2 separate regions of the Mus musculus genome follow, and region 2 is linked to region 1. The links are chromatin contacts, found by Hi-C or POLR2A ChIA-PET in ENCODE. All regions are on one chromosome and are shown on one strand. The core of a region is the stretch at or near the end of the contact, and the rest is flanking DNA. Distances in the headings are between cores, read along the strand shown. Region 1 holds the start of Msantd1 (Myb/SANT-like DNA-binding domain containing 1). Region 2 holds the start of Rgs12 (regulator of G-protein signaling 12).

Region 1 (4,372 bases), core at 1,109-3,608:
AAGATCTGATCTATTTGTCTACTGCTGGGGCGTCACGGCAGGTAGGAGGCAGGTCTAATGTCAGCCTTAGAACCATCCTCACAACGATGCTGCTCCAGCCCTAGTCCCACAAAGTCTATCTGAGGATGCTCTCAGCCTTGCCACTTGAGAGTTAATGATCAGTTCTTTTGCTTGTGGGCCTCAGTTTCCCCATCTTCCCAATGGTAGGCTACACAAACGGTTTTGGAAGGCAATCTTGCCAAGTGGAGTTCTGACAACTAGCCCAGACGACACACACCCGCCCTGCCTCAGAGCACAGAGTGCCGAAGAGTGGAGCAACCTTGCCCGGACCCTCTCGAGACCGTCCCACGTGCTCACCTGTACTGGAAGGTCATGTTGGTGATTTTGATCTTGATCTCCTCGCCTAGCCGTCGCTCCCCAGTCATCTCAAAGAGCTTGCTGGCCATCTTCTCGTACACCTTGGCATTGCGCTTGGTCTGCTTGAGCTCATCAAAGAACTCCTCCCAGACCAGCATGAGGCCGCGCATCTCTGCATCTGTCCAGTTGCGGGCCCTCCGATGCTTCTCCGTCTGAGGAGACACAAGGTAGCCAGGCACTTCGGCTGCTGCCATGTTGGAGGCACCTGCAGGGTTAAGGATGGCACTCAGGCAGGGCCTCAGGCCTGGCCAGCGCACCATGGGCGAGAGGCAGTGCGCTTGTTCACTCGCTTGCTCGAGGCAGCTCCACGCTCAAAATGGGGCCTACATCTGACAGGCAGGAATTTAGTTAAAAGCTTTTAAACGGGAAACGTCATTTTGATGTCATGTTTCCATAGCAACAGAGCAACTGCATAAGCTACAACAACAGAAACCTTTTAACTGAAAGCACAGGAATCAGGGCCGCACTAACGGGCCATCAATATTGCAGTGAGAGGCTGTACCCAAGCCCACTGTGGCTCCCAGCCCTCCTCCCACCCTGCTGGCCCTCTAGGCCCCAGAAGAGACTTGCTTTCACTGTGCCTGACAGGCTCCTACATGGGCATCTAGGCAGTAGTCCCTACCTCAGCCCCACCTGATTTATATAGGTTAGAGTCCAGGGAGGCCCAAGATGGGCAAGTAGTATGCTGAGACATAAGGTGCAGGGTTACAAAGGAGGTGGAGGCCCTGATACTGCCTTGATGGCTGTTCGTGTGGTGAGGTCCTTGCTGAGAGGTCACCCTCTTCTCAGAGGCCTGCCAAGCTTTACTGAAGCCGGTCCTCATAGGGCCCAGCCTTCTCCCCATTGACTCTGCTTCTCTTGTTTAACTAATGCAACCCCCTGGGTGTCAGGTTGTGTGGGTGCTGGGAAGCCAGGCAAGTCAGAGCTAGACCTTGCCTAGCCATGCCGGCCTGAAGGACACAGATGTTGACCTTCAACATGGGGAGAAGCATAAGCACAGCCCTGACGGAAGGGGCAAACCGAGCTGAGCTGAGGAGGCCCCTCAGCTGAGGAAAAGTGGCTGCAGTCAGAGGGTAACTTCAATGTCCTGAGCAGGGCTAGTCCTCAAGAGACACAGCAGTGTTGGGGTGGGGACAGGCAAAACATCAAGAGGAAGGGTTAATATGCCCACAGGGCTAGGCAGGGACCTCAGGCTGAGGAGGCAGCAGAGCAAGAATGTAGAATGTGGAATCCGCAGAGGGGAAAGTTACCACAGGGCATCAATAGCTAACATCTGGAAGGCAAGTCACAAATGAGACTACATGGACCTAAGACCCTCATGCTAGGCTGGCTGTTGTGGACACACAGTCTAGTCTGATCCTAGACTCTCTGGGCCCAGTACTCTATTGGTAGTCATGCCTGGTCTCCAAACAACTAGTTAAAACTCTCTGGTCAGCAGAACAACAGTGGTCTTTGTTGGCTTTCCCCCTGCCTGATCAAAGATAGGAAGAACTTAGACTGGAGAAAGCAATGTCTCTGGGCTTCCTGTGTCCACTGTAAGGAGCATAGTCAGTAACTTACTGGGTAGGGGGAGTGACCTGAGTTTCAATCCAAAATTAGAAATGAAAAGGAGGCAGAGGGTTGCCCCTGGAGGTCTTGCTGTCATTTCATAGGTTCAGGTGAATGTCAGGCTTCCTCTCTGAACCTTGGGAGTCATTTTGGGACTTCCTACTGCTGAGCTAGCAGACAGATACCCACGATTGTTCCATTTCTCCTAAAAGAGTACCCAGAAGGTCTGCAAAAACTCCTCTTCCTGCCAAAGTCAGATAGATACTGAGCATGCCAGGCATACTACTGGCCTGCTGGTTCATTGCTGCCCCCTAGTGCTGAGCATGGAACCTGGGTCTGGTTCTCAGAGCTCAGTGCCTAGAAATTACCTCCTTCCTCCAGGAAGGACCCCCTGTTCTTTAGGCTCAGAAGATTGATCCTTGAGGAGCAAGGAACTAGGAACCTGCCCTACTGCCTCCACAGACAGCATCTCCAGCTAACAAGGAAAGACAAGACAAGCACAACCTGGGGCCTAAAAACTCAGTATGTATATACTAGGCTGGCCCTGTCTCTGCCTCCCGAGTACTGGAATTAAAAGTGTATTGTCACTATGCTTAGCTTCAAGCTGCTAGCTTTTAAACCTAGCTCTGTGTGACCTTAGCAATGGATTCCAGCCTCAGTGTCCTCATCTCTAAAATAACAAGAGCCGGCTAAATGACTATAAATGACTTAGCAAAATGTTGGCCTAAGGGATATGGGGAGATCCTAGGTCCTCATCCGCCATCTCTTAGTCCTTTCTACAAATTTCCTTAGAGTGTCTGGAGTGTTCAAAGCCAGACCAGTGGCTATCTGTTGGCTAATGGATATCACTGCCATTACTCAAGGTCCTATAGTTAGATGGCTGAAGAGGAAAGATCTATAACAGCTGCTTGCCCAAGTTCCAGGATATAGAAGGCACCAGAGCCAGCCTGGCAGGAGCTACTCCATACCAACATAACACTTTGGTTGACACCTAGATGGGGGTAAGATGGGCTCCCACCTCCTCTTCTCAGGCATGTGGGCATCAGCAGTCCCAGGTACAAAGTGGCCTTTGTGGAGGCACCTCCTAGAGCAGAGTCCTTGCCTGGCTTCCATGGACAAGAATGAACAGGTGTTTGTCCAAGCCTCAGCTGCCCCTACCTAGGGTGGGACATTTCCTATTTCTATTCAGGGTAGAGTTCCATACCTTGACACAGCTGCATGGCCTGCTAGGACCCTCAGTTGTCACAGGATGAGAAGGCAGGAGGCTGAGGACTAGGTCCCCAGTAGAACCTGAAGGGAAAGGGGGCAGGTCAGCTTTAGAAAGTATCTCTTAAGAGAGGCCAGGCACTCTGAATGGGGTCAAGACTGGTTCTGTTGTGAGCTGGCGAAACCTACTTAGGCTCCCTGGGTTTGGTTTCCCCTCTACATAATGAGTGTGGGGCAAATCTGAAACTTGTATTTATGGAACCTGTTCAGGATGCAAGAAACCAGGCCTGACTAGGGTGATAGCAGCCAAGCTCAGCCTATATTGATAGAAGCCAGAGTAGAAAATGACCAGTTTTAGTGGGATGCCAGGTAACTTTTGAGAGAACTGAGCCTGTACTGGTGGGAGAAATTTAGGGGTTGAAGACTTGACAAAGGCCTGGAAGTGTATGAAATGTGTGTACATGTGACAGTGGCTAAGTACAGCCTTGACTAAGGTAGTAGGACATGGGTCTAGGAAGCTTTGGAGCACTAAGGCGTTTGAACTGCTCTGGGTGGTTAGTGAGGCACAGCTTATCTCTGTGGTGGGTAGTGAGAGGGATTATGACCTACCTTAGAATTGGATTGTCACAGCAATTCCTGGGGCCTTACAACCTAGCCTGGGATAGAGGCCTGGGCAGCTAGGTAGTTTAGCTTGCACGTTAGACGTTGCTATCACACGTCAATAAGGAGTCCAGACTCTTAACCTTTGACACTCTGCCTTTGTGGCCAGCTCTTCCCACCCCAGCTATGTCCCAAATGTCCACCCTGAGCTTGAAGTGAAGCAGGCATCTCTTTCAGGACCACAACATGGAGGAAGATGAGACTCAGGCTTTCAGGGCTAAGGATGTGTGTGGATCCCAGGAAGGTCTCAGTGATTCTCAAGTACCTGGGTCCACCTCTGCTCATGAGCCTTCCCTGGGCTACCCAAGTAGGTCTTCTTGATTTGGCTGAGCTTTGCCACCTTGTATGGAGGTGAGGCTCACATCCTAGGAAGCCTGGATATAACTCCAGGAAACTTGGACCCTGTCCACTCAATATGTGGACACATATGGCCACAAATGGCACACATACCATGACTACCCATCCCCGTATTCAACACAATCAGGCTGCTTCTTCAAGCTCCTTCAGAATGCTTTTTGGAAAAACTGGAGACAAACACCAC
Region 2 (4,545 bases), core at 951-3,450, 34 kb before region 1:
ATTGTGAAAGGAGTGGGGACTACCACCTCCCTAAAGAGAACAGGACAGATGGACACTGCATCCTCTCACAGCTGAGTGTGCATCTAGAAACACATCTACAGGGCAGTAAAGCCACAAACTATTGTGGTCTTTGGTATGCAGGACCCATGGGTAGATCCACGTGTCCCACCCTGGCGAAGGTGCAAGGACCAGGCTGTTCCTCAGCAAGAAGGTGAAAACATTCCAGGAGCTTTGCAGCTGTAAACTGAGGACTTTGGATCTCCTGGCAACCCTAAAAGTCCTCACAGATCATGGCAGAGAGAGGCTTAAGAGAGAAGAGAAGGCCACGTGATGCTGGAACCAAGCCCTGAGCCCTGGGATGAGGCCAGTCTCCATCTGACATGAGAAGGGAAGGAGAATCTCTCTGATCCCCAAAGGACATTCGGCCAGTGAGACCCATTGCAGACTTCTGGCATTGAGCCTTGAAGAGCAAACTGTTTAAGCCACTAGATTTAAGCTCTGTAGGAAACTAAAACAAGTGCTGACTAGTAAGTGTTTGCAGGGTTTCCAGCAAACACACAAAAAGAAAGAAAAGGGGGTGGGGACGCTGCAACCACCATCATGCACTTGCTGCCAGAGCAAGGCAAGGAGCCCACAACCAAGGCAGCCAGATGGGACCAGCATGCTGGGCCTGTCTCAGATACAGATGTCAAATGACAACAGGATTAGAAACACAGGGCTCAGCCTCAACCTCTCCTACCTCTGGGATCCTTGCAGGAGCTACTGCAGCAGCCAGGTCACCAGGCTCGGTGTCACCTTTGTGACTACCCACGCTCCCACCCTCTGAGGTTGTTGTTCTAAACAGAATGCAAAAAGTGAGCCAGCCCTTGACACAGGGGATGACCACAAAGTGCCTCATGTCACAAGCTGGCAACTCCACGATGCACTGCAATTTGGTCTACTCAGTATAAACCCTGCCTTCTGACTCCTGCGCCAAGACTGGCAACACACAGGCCACCCCAAGTCTGAGGGCCTTTCCTCAGCTCCGGTATTTGCTGATCTCCTTTGCCAGCTCTCCAGCCTTTCATCTTTCCTGTCAGAAGCAACCCTCCTCCTTTGTCCCACTGAGGTAGGTTCCAAGAAACTTCACAGAAATGGCCTTGCATCCTTTAAAGATCCATCCTACTCCAGAGTCTTACCTAAGCCATTCCCTCTACCCCGTGACTTTCTCTATCCCAGCAGTGTGCCTGAAGTCCAGATCCTGCCAGCCTGAGTACTTGGTACTTGTCATCCAGCCCCCCCCCCCCAAATAAAAAGATGTAACATTTTTATCCCAGTTTTTCTGGAGAAATTGTCCTGCTGACAACTGTGCTTTCTTCAGAAACTTTTAGAATGTAAGCAGGCCCTTGATTCACAATTGATTTTGCTTCTCTCCCCTCTCCCACACACCAGTTGCTTGATGTAGGCTCAAGGCTTCCTCACCAGGGCGACCTCCATCTACACTCCATCTGAGGCCTTTTCAGGAACCTGGGCCCCTCCATTTGTATTCTATTGGTCAAAGCCCCTCTGTTTACACTCCAGGGGTTGGGCCCTAGCTACACACCACCCCTTCATCTACACTTCACAGCTGAGCCCTTATTACACTCTACAATTCTGCGCACACACACACACACAGTCCACAGGTTTGGGGCCCCTCTATCTACACTCTGAACCCCCTTGTCTACACTTCCCAGCTCTAACCCCTCCAGCTATTCTCGATGCTCGCTCGCTGTGGGCTGCCCTGCGTTCTTGCCCTACATTTCCTCAGTTCGGGTCCTTGGATACGGTCTCTGCCCAAACAATGAGACCGCGGGCTGAGTTGGACATTAAAGTCCCCTCATGGCCAGCCGGGCCGGCTTCTGAGCCGGGTCAGATCCCGCCCGAGTCCGGTGGGCTGCAGCCCTGCGGAACCCGCACATCCGGCCTGCGCGGGACCCCGGCCGCAGCCCGCGCGGGCAAGTTCCCGGAGTCCCGCGCGAACAAAGAAGGCGCGGGCGGTGCCCGAGCTCGGCCCCACGGCCGCAGGAGGACAAGGCCGGGCCGGGCGGGGGCGCGCGCCAGAGAAGAAAGACGCGCGAGGAGGCGCGCCGGCTCCGCTCACCTACCGGGCCGCCGCTTGCTCCCGCCGGGCGCCCGCCGAAAGCATCAACGGTCACCGCCGTCGCCGGGCCGGGGGCGGGGCTCCGGGAGGGGCAGGGTCCGGCCCCTGAGAGAGGAGCTCCGACTCCTGGGGGTGGGGCCCAGGGCCTAGGGGGCGGGGCTCTGGGGGCGGGACCCGTGAGGGGCGGGTCAGGCCGTTGTGCGCTTCGGGACTCTGACCCCGCGGGTCCTGCTTCTGGGGGTGTGGCTCCTGGAAGGGTGGGGAGTTCAGCCGCTTTTGGAGGGTGTGATTTGGGCTCTTGGTGGGGCTCATTCGAGATTCACCAAGTTTAGGATTTTGGTGGAGTCAGGTTTTGGGGGACGGAGCTGGATGAGGGGATAGATCAGGTCGTTGGACAGCTGGAGTCAGGGACCAACGGGATCCGGCTTCTGGGGGCCGGGCTCCTGGAGAGCAAAGTCCGCCCTACTGGACAGTGGCTCGGGGTCAGGCGGGATCGGACTCCTAGCACAGAAGCGCTCAAGAAGTAGGGACTTGCCTGGGACTGAAGACCTAACGGAAAGCTCAACATCCAGGGCTTAAGGCTAGACGGAGGCGGGGCGGAGCATGGAGGCCGGGGCGGGACTTCCGCCTTGGTCCAGCTGAGGGGTTGAGCTACCCTACTAAATCGCAAAAGCCAGATGGGTTTCTTTTTTGAATGGTTGCAGAGAGCTGGGATGTGTGATCTTCTTCACGTGCAGAGAGAGACCACTTCGTCCTCCTTCAAGGGGCAGCTCTGAGACACGATGCATTTGTGAGGAAAGTTTCCCACCTGCCAGGAGAGGGGTCATCTACCTGAGGGCGTGCATTTGAGATGGAGAGAAATACATCAATCCTGTCCCAAGCACCACTCAGGCTATGATACAATAGTTGCACAAACTGGTTTTATAGTTCCTACGCCCAACCTTTTCAGAACATTGGACCTTGTCTACCTCAAGGAGACCTTTCTTTGGTGAAAGACGTCAAGGGCAGAATTCCCCTTCCCTTCCCACATTGACTTCCGAGCAGCCACAGCGTCTTCAGAAGTTTCATTCCCAGTTAGAAACTAGCTAAAGTACTTTCAGAAAACAGGAAACTGGGCATTTTACTTAAAAAGTTTAGACCAGGAATTCACTGCCTAGGCCCTCTTTTTCTCAAACACCAGCCCCAGCCTGGTTCAAGCTTCTTGGTCTTGAGATTAAATCATCATAAAAACCCCATAGCTGTAACCTTTAACACTCACTTCCTCCCTAAATTCAGGAAATGTAAGTCACGACTGGTAGTCCCTCCAGTGTTTCCAGGACAGTAAACCCTGTGTTCTTGTCAGTGTGCAGCTTCGTTTCACTGCATAGGTAGATGTATTGACTGTCAATGTGTCTTGAGTAGGAAGCCCTGTGACACTGAGGCCAATGGAGTAACAGAGCCCTATTTCTATGCATGTGGTACCCCCTCACACCTCTTCTCTCAGCCTGGCCTCAATGACCTCCTTCAAGCTCAAAATCTCTCTGCTTACTTTCTTGGCCCTGCTTCTTCCTCTCCTGTCTTTTCCCCCTTTAAACATTCATTGCTGATCCATTCTACAGCCAGCAGTCAACCCTGCTAGGTAGCACAGCGTTGTCGTTTTGTGTGGGTCACTGCTCTTTCTGCTTTCTCCCCTATCCCATGACCACTCTTATCTTACTTCCAGCCCTAGAGATGCTGACAGTCCTCTTGTTGCCTGTCACCCTGACCCTCTGTGCCCTTGTGGAACCTCAACTATAAAGGACCTAATGTCAATAAGCTATCCCAGCGTACAAAAAGGGAGGTAGGGAGAAGGCAGAGGACCTTTGAAGGAAGCACAACCAGGCCAGAAGGAAGCAGGCCACAGGGGGCTGCCTCCCAGAGCTGTGGGAGACACCAAGAAGGACGGAGAGCAGCCAGCAGAGGCTGTGAAAGGCGTCCAGCATAGGGGTCTTTTTTGCTTTTCATTTCCTCCACACTGGGCTGCATTCCAGGTGCCTTATAGACTTGATGTAGGAACAGGGACGAAAGCTCAAGTCCCCAAGCCTGGATCCTCAGGCTGGCGAAGAAGCTAGTCACTGTGAAATCTCTATTCCTCCAGCCAAGATCCTTCATGTGGTCATGGATGGGCAGACCATGCTCAGCCCATGTTCTGTCCCTTTACTGCCCCTAGGTTGCTATCTCCCAGATTTCTGTTCCTCTCTGGTAGCACCTTTACAAGGGCAAACATGCAGGGTCAAAAACAGCCAGAAGTCAGTCACCTGTCTAAATTATCAGGCAAGGAGTTAGGAGGTGGGTTCAGCCATGGTGGCCACATGAGGAGCCCATACTGGACAAGTTAAGTTTTGGAATATGGGAAAATTCTAAAGGAGGACAGAGTGATGGCTGCACAGTTTACATGTGTTTGATGC

Evidence for each region. A loop is a pair of places that touch in the nucleus more often than their neighbours do. ChIA-PET counts read pairs that join two places held with the same protein, here RNA polymerase II (POLR2A).
Region 2: POLR2A ChIA-PET joins it to region 1 with 12 read pairs in Patski. The contact joins the promoter of Rgs12 here to the promoter of Msantd1 in region 1. A Hi-C loop is called at or near these places in 2 of 37 maps with a recorded cell type or tissue (gastrocnemius and heart). POLR2A ChIA-PET finds 5 or more read pairs at or near these places in 4 of 5 experiments (Patski and embryonic stem cell).

The regions. Positions count from the first base shown.
Region 1 is chr5:34,913,901-34,918,272 of GRCm38, reverse strand. It overlaps Msantd1 (Myb/SANT-like DNA-binding domain containing 1), which reads right to left and starts at 2,358. Exons shown (of 3, transcript NM_207277.1): 1 at 358-2,358. The coding sequence starts at 677.
Region 2 is chr5:34,947,103-34,951,647 of GRCm38, reverse strand. It overlaps Rgs12 (regulator of G-protein signaling 12), which reads right to left and starts at 2,200. Exons shown (of 17, transcript NM_173402.2): 1 at 2,124-2,200.